2 separate regions of the Homo sapiens genome follow, and region 2 is linked to region 1. Evidence: read pairs that join two places in POLR2A ChIA-PET (ENCODE). Cell type or tissue: MCF 10A. All regions are shown on one strand. Each heading gives the region's core, and the rest is flanking DNA. Links, peaks and the distances in the headings are about the cores only. Region 1 holds the start of HOXA10 (homeobox A10). Region 2 overlaps SKAP2 (src kinase associated phosphoprotein 2).

Region 1 (5,378 bases), core at 98-5,097:
TATTCCTGGGAGGGAGAGGGAGGAAAAGAGAGGGAGGAAAGGCAGGGAGAGAGGAATAAAGGCGGGGAGCAGGCGAGACGAGAGCAGCTCCGAGAAGCAGTGTGCGCGCCGCTTTCCCAAATCTTGCAGCCCAGCGAGCCGGCGCCAAGAGGCGGTAGCCGTGGAAGGCTCGAAAGCGCCAGGGACGGTACAGATCCCGGCTCCCTGTCTGGCCCCGGCCTCCCGCCTCTCGCTCTCCCCCTCTCCCTCCTAGCTGCCCGCCCGCCGGGGCGCGCGCTCCTGCGCCCCCTCCCCTTAGCCCCCGCCCCCCCCACTCTGGCAAGCAGGAAACGCGTGGCCCTAAGGAGTGCCGCCAGGTGGGGGAGGCCGTACTGGGGGAGGGGGAGGCCCCCATGCAGTCCAGCCCGGGTCCACCTAACCGCTGCCTCCAGCGGCTAGAGATGCGCTGTGGGCCAGGCCTGCTCCCCGATTCAGATTGAGGGTCATCTGTGACCCAGACACCCGCAAAATAACCGGCCTCTGCAAGCCTCCCTGGGGCTCCCGAAAGAAATCCTGTTTGGCTTCCTCTGTCTATGTAGCTCCCCTCTCAACTGAAATCACTGGTCCAAGACAGCCACAATCCAGATATACTAGCAAGCCATAAAACTGAACAAAAGCCGACAAACCTTACGGCACCAGGGCTATAGGGCCCAGACAAATTACGACCGTCTAGGTAATATTTAAATAGATGCCTAAAGTAATTGCAGGGGCTCGGGTTAGTCCTCCTGTTGTAAAAGTGGTGAACGGGATAAAGTGGAAGGTGAAGATAAGAAGTCAAAAAAGAGGTAAAATTAAAAAGCTTCATTCCACAGCTTTTATTCTATAAGAACATAAACATCGTCTTTTTCCACGCACAGCAGCAATACAATATTAATTTATTCTGATTTAAGATTAGAAGTAAATAGAGCTAGAACTAACATTTATAATAACGATAGAATGCATTTGCTTAAAACAAGATTGGCAATTCTTCATAATAATAGACATTTATACAGATTTGTATTTATAGTTTTTTTCTTTTTCTGCATCTACAGGTTTGACCCTTTTATGCATGTAACTTCACAGTATAAAGGAAATCCAAACAATGTCTCCCTTCTCTAGTTTATTCCGCTTACCCCAGTCCTCCTAGGCTTCTGTGAATTTCAGAAAGCAAAAACAAACAAAAAAAAAACTTTTTGTTCAAGGCGATTTAAAAAAACAACTTCACAAGATAGGGAGAATTGTGGTGTGCTTGTCACATGTTACCAGTGGTAACAATTTTAATGACAAAAAAATCCACTAATTCCAAATGCATAAACAAAACTACATTATTTATCTACAGCCAGAAGGATATGGAAATTTAGAGGTAAATGAAACATTTTAGTCAGGCAATGTAAGACCTTACAGAAACTGGAAGAGAAGTCCCCTTCTCTTGGTAATTCTTTTTTTTTCTTTTTAAAGCTGGGATATCTTACAGAGGAAGGAAAAATTAACCTTTTTTACTTTCTTTCTCACTTTTTAAATCAGCCAAAGTCAAGCCCGTTTGCCAACCTGCATGTCCATGCCTGTAAGCCCTTCTCTTGGCCAAGGAAGAAAGGAAGAAAGAAAAAAGAAACCCAGGGGCCTGTATCCCCTGATTAAACACAGCACAGCACTCCAGGCAGACATGCCCGGTGGCGGCTCCTTTGCACCATTGACCTCAGGCCAGACACCTCAGCGCCAACAATGGGACCTCGGCCTTCCGGCTAGGTTTGCCCCAGGCTGGGCAGGAAACCAGCTCGGCCGAAGACAGGGGCCATTTCGAGCAGTGGGACCCCAAGACAGCAAACCCAGCCCAGTCAGGACTTGACACTTAGGACAATATCTATCTCTATAGAATTTTAGCATGATATGGCTTTTTCCCCCAGAAAACAACAAATAAACCAGCACCAAGCAAACACAAAGAAACAAAAAGTCAGAACAAACCAGCCCTGCACAGATGTAACGGCCCAGGAGATGGCGAGTGTGGGAGGGAGGAACAGGGCTCCAGCACAGGTGCGAGTTCCTGGGCAGAGCCTGAAGACAGAGGGAGGGGACCAGCGCTCGGGAAGTGAAAAAACCGCGTCGCCTGGAGATTCATCAGGAAAAATTAAAGTTGGCTGTGAGCTCCCGGATCCGGTTTTCTCGATTCATTTTCTTCAGTTTCATCCTGCGGTTCTGAAACCAGATTTTCACTTGTCTGTCCGTGAGGTGGACGCTGCGGCTAATCTCTAGGCGCCGCTCTCGAGTAAGGTACATATTGAACAGAAACTCCTTCTCCAGCTCCAGTGTCTGGTGCTTCGTGTAGGGGCAGCGCTTCTTCCGACCACTCTTTGCCGTGAGCCAGTTGGCTGCGTTTTCACCTTTGGAATTGCCTGGCATGTAAGAGAATAAAGAGGGGATGATTAAGTCGAGGCCACACGGGCTGCCCGCGGGGGTGAATTGCCTCCGTTTCTCCCATAAGAGAGATGTCCCAAGTCACAGAGAAGAGAGTCGTGCCCCCGTTTTTGGCTTGCTGAGAGCAAGCAGTTCCTCCAAAAGTCATGACAAAAATTGAGTGGGCCTTCAATCTACATGACCCTTCCAATTTACATTTCCCCCACTTTTCCAAACACCTGTTTTAGCGCTAAGCCGTAGATGCTTGCAGAAGGAAAGGCCTGGGAGGGCAGGCTGTACATCTTGAACTTAACGCTTTTCTTTGCCTCTTGCCATATGGCAGACAAGCATTTCCTGTAGCCCCCAGGCTAGGAGCGCGGGGTGCTTACTTGGAAGATGGGCCAGGCAGCTTGGCTGTCTCACCCCAGGGCCCTGATTGCCCAAGACTCGATAAGGGGAGAAAGAAGGGCATCATTGGTCCAATGGGGAAGGCAGGAAAAACCGATTCGGGGGTCAAGGGCCCTCCCTCAAGTTTCTCCAGGAGCCAGGGATAGATAGCTGGGCGATTCCGAGGTCCAGGGGAAGGGAAATGGCCCTTCTCTGGCTCTCAGCTCAGGGCCCCCCGCTTCCAGGCCGGATTTGCCTTTTCTTCTTCCCGCAACGAAGATTCCCGCCCCTCAGCAACTTTGAAAAAAGCATGGGGGATCGTAAACTCGAACTTCGCCGGTTAATGGGCTTATTTATTGGCGCTGGCGGCTGCTTATTTTGGATGCCTTACAAACATCCGCGCTATCTGCGGGCGAGCTACTTTCCCTCCCTCCCCCTCCCCCCGCGTGGGCCGCGCCGCGCAGGCTGGGCAGGGACCAGGGCTCTGGGTCCTCCCGGCCACAGGAAAGAGCGCACAGGAGGGGGCCTGCTCGCTGGTGTCCTCGTCCCTAGTCAGGGGGAGCTGAGGCCAGCGCCGAGGACGTCTTGCTGTGGGGCGCTAAGCCGGACATGAATTTTACTGCGTCCCCACGCCCAAATATTAAAAAGCAAGTTCACAAGGTCAGCCTGCCTGCAGCTTGGGCCAAGGCCGGCCGGCTGCTGCGCGGGCTCCTAGTTTTCTGATCCTTCTCCTCCTTGTGTCTGCCTGTCTGCCCGCCTGACTGCAGCCCTCTGCAGCCCTGCTTACCCAGGGAATCCTTCTCCGGCGAGGCTTTGCTGCTCTCGGAAGGGGCCGGGGAGAGCTCCTCCGCGGCCGAGGACGACGCGTGCGCCTCCTCGTCGCCCTGCGAGCCCCCGCCGCTGCCGCAAGCCAGCGTGGGGGGCGGCGGCGAATCGAGGGCTCGCTCCTTCCGGGCCGCATCGGCCGAGCCGGAGGCTAGCGCGGGCGGGAGATCGAAACCGCGCCCCGGGGGCTGCGCGGGGAACGGGCCAGCCCCGAGTTGCTGCGCGCCGCCGCCGCCGCTGCCATAGCCCTTGGCGGTGCCGTAGGCCTGAGAAAGGCGGAAGTAGCCAGGCACTGGCACCCCGCTGGAGGTGCCCAGGGCGCAGCCGTCGGGCGGCGGGCCCCGCGGGAAGGGAGCCAGTTCGGCGGCGGTGGCCGAGACTTTGGGGCATTTGTCCGCCGAGTCGTAGAGGCAGTAGGAGCTCTCTTCTTTGATGTTCTGCGCGAAAGAGCACGAGGTGGCCTGCGGCGCTGGCTGGGGTGGTTGCGGCGGGGGCGGCGGCTGCTGCTGGGGCGGCGGCGGCGGCCCGTCAGGCGGCTCCATCCGGCAAGACCGGGGCGCGTCTAGCCACAGGTCTATGGGCGAGGGCCCGTAGCCGTGCGCCCCGGGACCTAGACCCCCGCCACCGCCACCGCTGCCCGGCGACGCTGCCTCATTGCGCTTGCCGCCCAGCGTGGGGAAGAGCCCGCAGCTCTGCAGCCCGTAGGGCAGGTCGGCGGCGGGCGGCAGGTAGACCCCGCCGTGGGCGTAGTAACCGCCACCGCCGCCGCCCCCCGCGCCACCACCACCGCCGCCTGCCTCGCCTCTGCCCGAGCTGATGAGCGAGTCGACCAAAAAAGAGTTCGCGGCGGGGCTCTCCGAGCATGACATTGTTGTGGGATAATTTGGCGAAGGGAGCAGATAGCCCTTTCTGGCTGACATTTCTTGTGCAAAACATGCTGAATACGATTAGCAATCCCCCCGCACCGCGGCGGGCGCCCGCAGCCAATCCCGAGCCAGAGTTTCCGCGCGACCACTCCCAGTTTGGTTTCGTAGGCGCGGGGCCGCTCTCCGAGGGCGCCCTCAGAGCCCGCGATTGATATAAATATGTAATCTGTATTGATGGGCCAGGAGACGCACCCCGACACCTTGGCCCGAAGGCCGGGAGCTGTGGGGGCTGCCCCAACGTGGCTGGTGGGGGGCCTGGCCATTGGGCTCGCCCCGCCCCTACCCGGACGTGAGCCCCATACCGGGGTCCCTTAGAAGGGCCCTTGGGCCCCGCGCAGTTAACAAGTGGGGTGTTTATGGTGCGCGCCCAGTCTGCCTTGGGTGCTCACCATCCCTGTCGCAGAAGCTGCCACTAGTCCCCGGTGTACTCTAACCACTGAAGCGGCCGTGTCGGGGACTCACGCGCTTCCCATTCAGCTCTGGATCTGGAACTGGCCCCTTGTCTGAATTCTGCCTCCTCAAAAGTGGCGAACCTGGCCCTATGGCCGTCAGGATCCTCAGAGTGTCAGGAGCCCAGAGTGAACTAGAAGCTGACTTGCCTCTACTTCCAGTATCCACAGATTTTTCCCCAAAATGCAGTGGTTGTTCCCTAGCCCCTAACCCCCAACACTTTTCTCCCCTAGTCCGTTGATCCAGTTAGGATCTTCTCCTCTGGTGTTGTGCTCACCCGGCTTGCCTTCTCTACAACTCCTGTCAGTGGACTTTGGTGGGCTGGCGGGACTGGGGGTGGGAAGCGGCTGCCAGCCTTGATGGAAAGACGGCCCCACTCCC
Region 2 (5,378 bases), core at 128-5,127, 320 kb before region 1:
TCAAAATGATACTTAACTGTCATTTAAAATACATATATGCATATATGTAAATAAAATAAGGGTGTAAAGGTAGAAAGGAGGAAAAAGGTTATGTTCACAATGTGACCCTACATTGACTAGAGAGAGAGACAAGAGGGAAGAGAAAGGACGGGAAAGCAGCCAAAAGGACTTCTGCCCAGACCTTCTTGGATAAAGATAATCCAAAACCTCAAAGGGAAAATGTAAGGTGGAGAAAAGGCAGCACCACCAAAACGTACTTAGAATTGAATTTACTCAATGTAGAGACCTGAAAATAAATTCCTATTTTTAAAAAAGATGTACTATATATTGAATAATTACTTTGCAACTATTAGGTCTGTACCCTTTACTATGCCTAACAAAGTACAGGAATAGTCTTTTTAGAACAAAGCTGAATATACTTTGAGTACACAATGGCATAAAAGTACTCAGCTCATATTTCTCCAAGGTATACATCTAATTCATCTACAGGCTTACTTCTGAACAGGCACTCTTTGTGATTAGTTAACTCAATACAGCAGTATTGAACTACAAATGACTTATTCAGAGGAAAATGATTATGAGCAATCTCTAAATTCTATGCTATTTGAACTCCATTTTATGCTCATTTTTCAATTTCTATCAAATACCATATAAATTTCCATTCTCTTTAGAGACAAAGAATGTATCTCAGTAATGTAATTTTAATATCCACACACCTGAACGAATTCTAAAACAAAATACCAAAGGGAAAGCTTCCCAACTATTACTGATCCATATGCAATTACACAATTACTTCATATCATGCTTTTTTAGCTTAAAAATTTTAAATGTACAAATAATTAAGCCACAAAGCACAATGCAAGTTCGATAATCACTGGAAATAATATGCCTTTTAAGAGAGGCAGAATCTGATATCTAATATTCTTCCATAAAGTATACTACATAATAAAAGTTATCGTAATTAAAATGCATAAATTCATTTATACATTCGTCTAAACAAAATGTAGCATAATTAAACCCATAGTTTAGGATTTCTTGTAGAGCACAAAAAAAACTGGGTACTTACAGGGAATAGTTTCCTGCTCATTTCTTTATTTAAGTGTTAAAAATCTTAATATGAAAAAAAAATCTCTTCTCATTCCCTTCAATCATACCAATCTTGATGATCTAATGGGAAAATAAACTGTGACTTCCTTTTAATTGATTTTAGGTTTGTCTGGTTAAGTTCTTTGTTTATTGAAACTGTTACCACCTTCTCACTTACCAGTTGGCACAAATATGATTTACTCTGGGATCTGCTAGCTTCAGTTAGAAGATGCCATACTGTGTGTCTTCCTCAAACCCAGAACCTAGCTCCATGGAGGTTAACTAACCTCATATTGTAACCCTCACACCAGCATCCACAAGCTGTACATCATAACCTATGAATAAGTATCATGGAAGTAAGGGCCACACCCAGTTTCCCCTAAAGAATTGAATATATAAAGTAGTAGGAAGTTCCTATACCTTTCCTGATCTGGTTTTCAGTCTGCTAAGCAGCTGTCTCTCAAATCTAGAGGGAGACAATCAGGTTATCAGCATTCTCACATATTTCAAAAAAAAATGAAACTGAATTCCCTTCTTTAAAAAATGTCTATGGCCCCTATGTATTCATATCAAAATAACCACAAGGAAAATAAAAACTTTCACTTGAAAAAGATTTTATTGTTTGTTCTCAAACAAAAATTTACACTGTTTTCAAAATATCCTTCAAAAACATTACCTGTGAGCACTCAGCCACAGGACCTTCTCCCACCACCACTATAAAATAATCTCTGCAGTGTTAAATGGCAGTGGGTTAGTATCTCACCTCTGCTTCACCAAGTTATTCCACGTGTAATTGCACGTTTTTACCTTTCCTAACAAATTTCTGCCACAATGTACTCTAAGAAACACAAAACCTAAGAATGTTAAATGCCTAAGATTTCCGCATCAGAAGACTGTGCAGAGTAAATTCTGGATATACTTTTTAATTTTCTTCTCAGCAGGGGGAGCTAGCACTCTCATCTTGAAGGTCTAAGTACACATTACGGAAATCTAAATTTTAATTCCAACTATCAAATTTCAGTATGTGTTAGATTATCCTATTGAAAATTTCCACAGAGGAAAAAAATTTTCAAGTTTGCCAAACATGAAAACTTACCTTTGTCTTGAAATTCCTGAAGATAGCTACAAAACAAAGAACATATTTTTAAATGAGGTTGAAAAATCAAAACAAGGTCTAATCAGTAACAATAATTAAAATCCAAAATCTATATTAAAAATACACACCTAGATATACATTAGAAAAAAACTAATTCCTGTCCTGAAATGACAATTCCAAAATGCTTAAAAATTTTAAATAAAATAATTTTTAAGGATCTAAGTACAGTAGTAAAATGAGGATATATCTTTAATACTTATGACATGTAAATATATTACATTTATTCATTTAAAGTAGTAACAAAAGAATTCTCTTTCTTCAGTGTCAGGTATTTTCTGTATATTAAAGTCCTCAATCCACCTTTGTCTTATCATTTAAACCAAATATACCCTCAGATAATCAAAATAAACAGCTGAACTCTGCTAGAATGCTCAGAAAAATACATAATCAAGAAGGGTACTATGATAAGCATATCTGTGTTTAAAAACTATATAGTGGAAATATATTTTTTGCCCTTCAAAAATACTTAACATCAGTTAAACTGGAACATGAAAAATTTAACTCCATAATAATCGATTTCTTATTAAAATGTTAGTTACAAAACTGCTTCTATGTAAGAAATCAGTAAACAAAAGGTAAGTGACTTACATAGACTTTACATCTTTTATCTTCTTAATAAGGGATTCTCTCTTTTCCTTTGCTTTCTTGGATAAATTTTCTCCTTTCAGTATATCTGCTACAAATGTTTCAACATCTAAACCATGCAATATAAGAAACAGGATACAAATTATAAGAAATAAAGGTTTTGTGAAGATAAATAGGACAATGATTGTTTCTACATATAAGTGTTAATACCTGTACAATTTGTTATAGTTATTTATCATTCCAAAGCATAACAGTTGAAGTGTGTTTCAAATACTAAGTTGAACAAATCTGATCACCACTTAGCTAATAAAATTTGTAAGTTCTACTTATGCTTACCACAGCAAATACTATTTGGATGTTTGGCATCATTAAACAAGGAAGAAGCACACACCAAGTTTTAATAAACTATGGTGCCCCATAAAACAAATTCTTTATATGGAAGCAAGCACCAAGCTTTTAAGCATGTGTTAATATCATTTTCTAGTATTTTGTAAGTTCCTGTGTGAAAATGTCATTCATATTATTATGTCAATACAAGCTAATGTCTCTGGCAAGGGTCTGTTTTCCCTAGTATAATCAATTTTCAGGTATATCCAACATGTAATGCTTTAAAGGAAAAAGTAAATCCACTTTTCTAGCCAAGATTCCCAAATCAAGCCCTCCTTCTTCCTACCTACACACTCATTCTGACTACCCTCAAATAAAAAAGATAACCAGCTGTGTAGTTTTGTGAGCTCTTGCTTCTTGCCTTGGTATTACCACCTGAAATATTTCTTAAGGAAGAAGTACAAACATAAGTTCTTCCACTATATAAAAATATAGTCACCAAGAAACAAGATTTCTGTGGCTTCATGTAACATTCCCTCATAGCCTCTTTTTTTAATTTTAGTAAACTTCTAAATTACGGTGCTGTCTGGGTCTCTCTAGTGTAAAATTCCAACAAGTCCTTACAGGTTTAATTTTTATACTAGTTCCATTCTTATTATTCATGAAATACTGTGCAATTTTAATTTTATTTTCAGAATTTCACACCTCATTTTGAAATATCTAATATGGAGGATATCATTAAAGATGTTTAAGTAGGCATGGCTATAAATCATTGATTATTTCATATGGAAGGGATTTGTGTTTTACTTTCTTTTTCCTTAACTACTTTGTATAGCATCAAAACAATATTACGTATAAATAGTTCAAAGTAGTATAATAATCTAATAATCTTTCAACTGTACTTACAATTAACCATTTAAAACCTAGTATATGTGATAGAATGTTTGTAATTCTTGATTACAAAAGTATCTTGATCCAATGAGGAAAGCCAATTAAACTTTTATACATTCATAATAAATGTGTACAGGTAATTTTTCACTAAGTCAATATGACAAGTAAAATAATTAAGAATACTGTAATAATTTAAAAAAAATAGCTTATGGTTTGAAGTCTATTAACGACTAATGTGTTAAAAATTTAAGTATCAAAATGAAATGAAAGCAAATGTCACAGCTTCTCTTTCCTTGAGTTATATTAACAACTGATGTATTAAAAAATAAGTATCAAAATGAAATGAAAGCAAATGTCACAGCTTCCCTTTCCTTGAGTTATATTAACAACTAATGTGTTAAAAAAAAGTATGAAAATGAAATGAAAGCAAATGTCACAGCTTCTCTTTCTTTGAGTTATATTTTGATGTGGGGGACATAGAGACATAATCTAGTACCAGTGCAAATTAGACACAGACTTCTAAAGTGAATTCAAAATAACAAAACTTATGAAGAAGCATGTTGCTCTAAAAGCTTTAAATTTTGTGCCCAGAACAGCAAGCAACCTTTGGATATTTCGATATTAGCTGAAATGGAAAAGATCACTGGCTCCCCTGAGATCATTACAGTAACTTTTGCAAGAAAGTGGAATAAGGGAAGAAGCAACATCCCTACTGCTGATTCGTCTTCCAACCAGACTCAATAGGAAGAATCACTGGCCCAATGACTGGGGAATAGTCTGCTTAATGTTATTTTCACTCAATGTTTGCCTTTGATTTCCTCTTCCATGAGTATTTAATTGCCTATTTTATATTTTCATTATACAATCCAAGTTTAAACAAACAATCTATTTTCTATCACTGGAAGTAATAACAATGAATTGCCCCCAAGAGTTTTTTTCTTTAAAAGGTCATTTCAGTTTTATAAAAATTCAGAAAAAAAAAAAAAAGGCTGCAATAAACACTCTACATAGTGCCCTCTAACGCCCCCAAACATGTTTTTAAAATACTGATCCATGTTACTATTTTATGACAAAGTTTTTTTTGAAAGAGTGTGGGACTGTAGGAAGAATCGGTATTTTTCAAGGATGCCAGAAATTCAGAGATTGGGTATGGTCTTTTTTTTTTTTTTTTTAGAGTAGCCTTTTTTAATATACTTATTCCTAAGCTTTTCCCAGAAAAGGTTTAAAGCAACTAAAATTATTTAATAAACAGTGACTTTTTCGTGATTATTTCTCAAAGGTGATGTGGAGAGAGTAGAAACTGCTTTGCTTAAAAAAAAAAAAAAAAAAAAAA

The links. Peaks named below come from ENCODE experiments on the same cell type or tissue, not always from the same donor. Only the 100,000 strongest peaks of a DNase experiment are listed, where the experiment ranks them.
Region 2: POLR2A ChIA-PET joins it to region 1 with 15 read pairs; 6 of 35 experiments call an interaction of 5 or more read pairs at or near these places.

Annotation. Positions count from the first base shown.
Region 1 is chr7:27,169,766-27,175,143 of GRCh38, forward strand. All of the region lies in intron 1 of HOXA10-HOXA9 (HOXA10-HOXA9 readthrough), which reads right to left. HOXA10 (homeobox A10) reads right to left here and starts at 4,555. Exons shown (of 2, transcript NM_018951.4): 1 at 3,584-4,555; 2 at 840-2,408. The coding sequence starts at 4,541. The coding sequence ends at 2,134. It overlaps HOXA10-AS (HOXA10 antisense RNA), which reads left to right. Exons shown (of 3, transcript NR_046609.1): 3 at 1,543-2,150. RefSeq lists enhancers at 1,755-2,254, 3,963-4,609, 4,610-5,255. In MCF 10A, for the core only: no CTCF peak of the experiment used is centred there; DNase peaks (open chromatin) are centred at 2,196, 2,806 and 3,306.
Region 2 is chr7:26,851,955-26,857,332 of GRCh38, forward strand. It overlaps SKAP2 (src kinase associated phosphoprotein 2), which reads right to left. Exons shown (of 13, transcript NM_003930.5): 2 at 2,831-2,936; 3 at 2,183-2,208. All of the region lies in intron 2 of LOC124901606 (a long non-coding RNA gene), which reads left to right. Among named protein-coding and RNA genes, the nearest start is that of SKAP2, 9.9 kb to the right of the region's middle. In MCF 10A, for the core only: a CTCF peak has its summit at 2,006 (motif pointing right); DNase peaks (open chromatin) are centred at 2,027 and 4,767.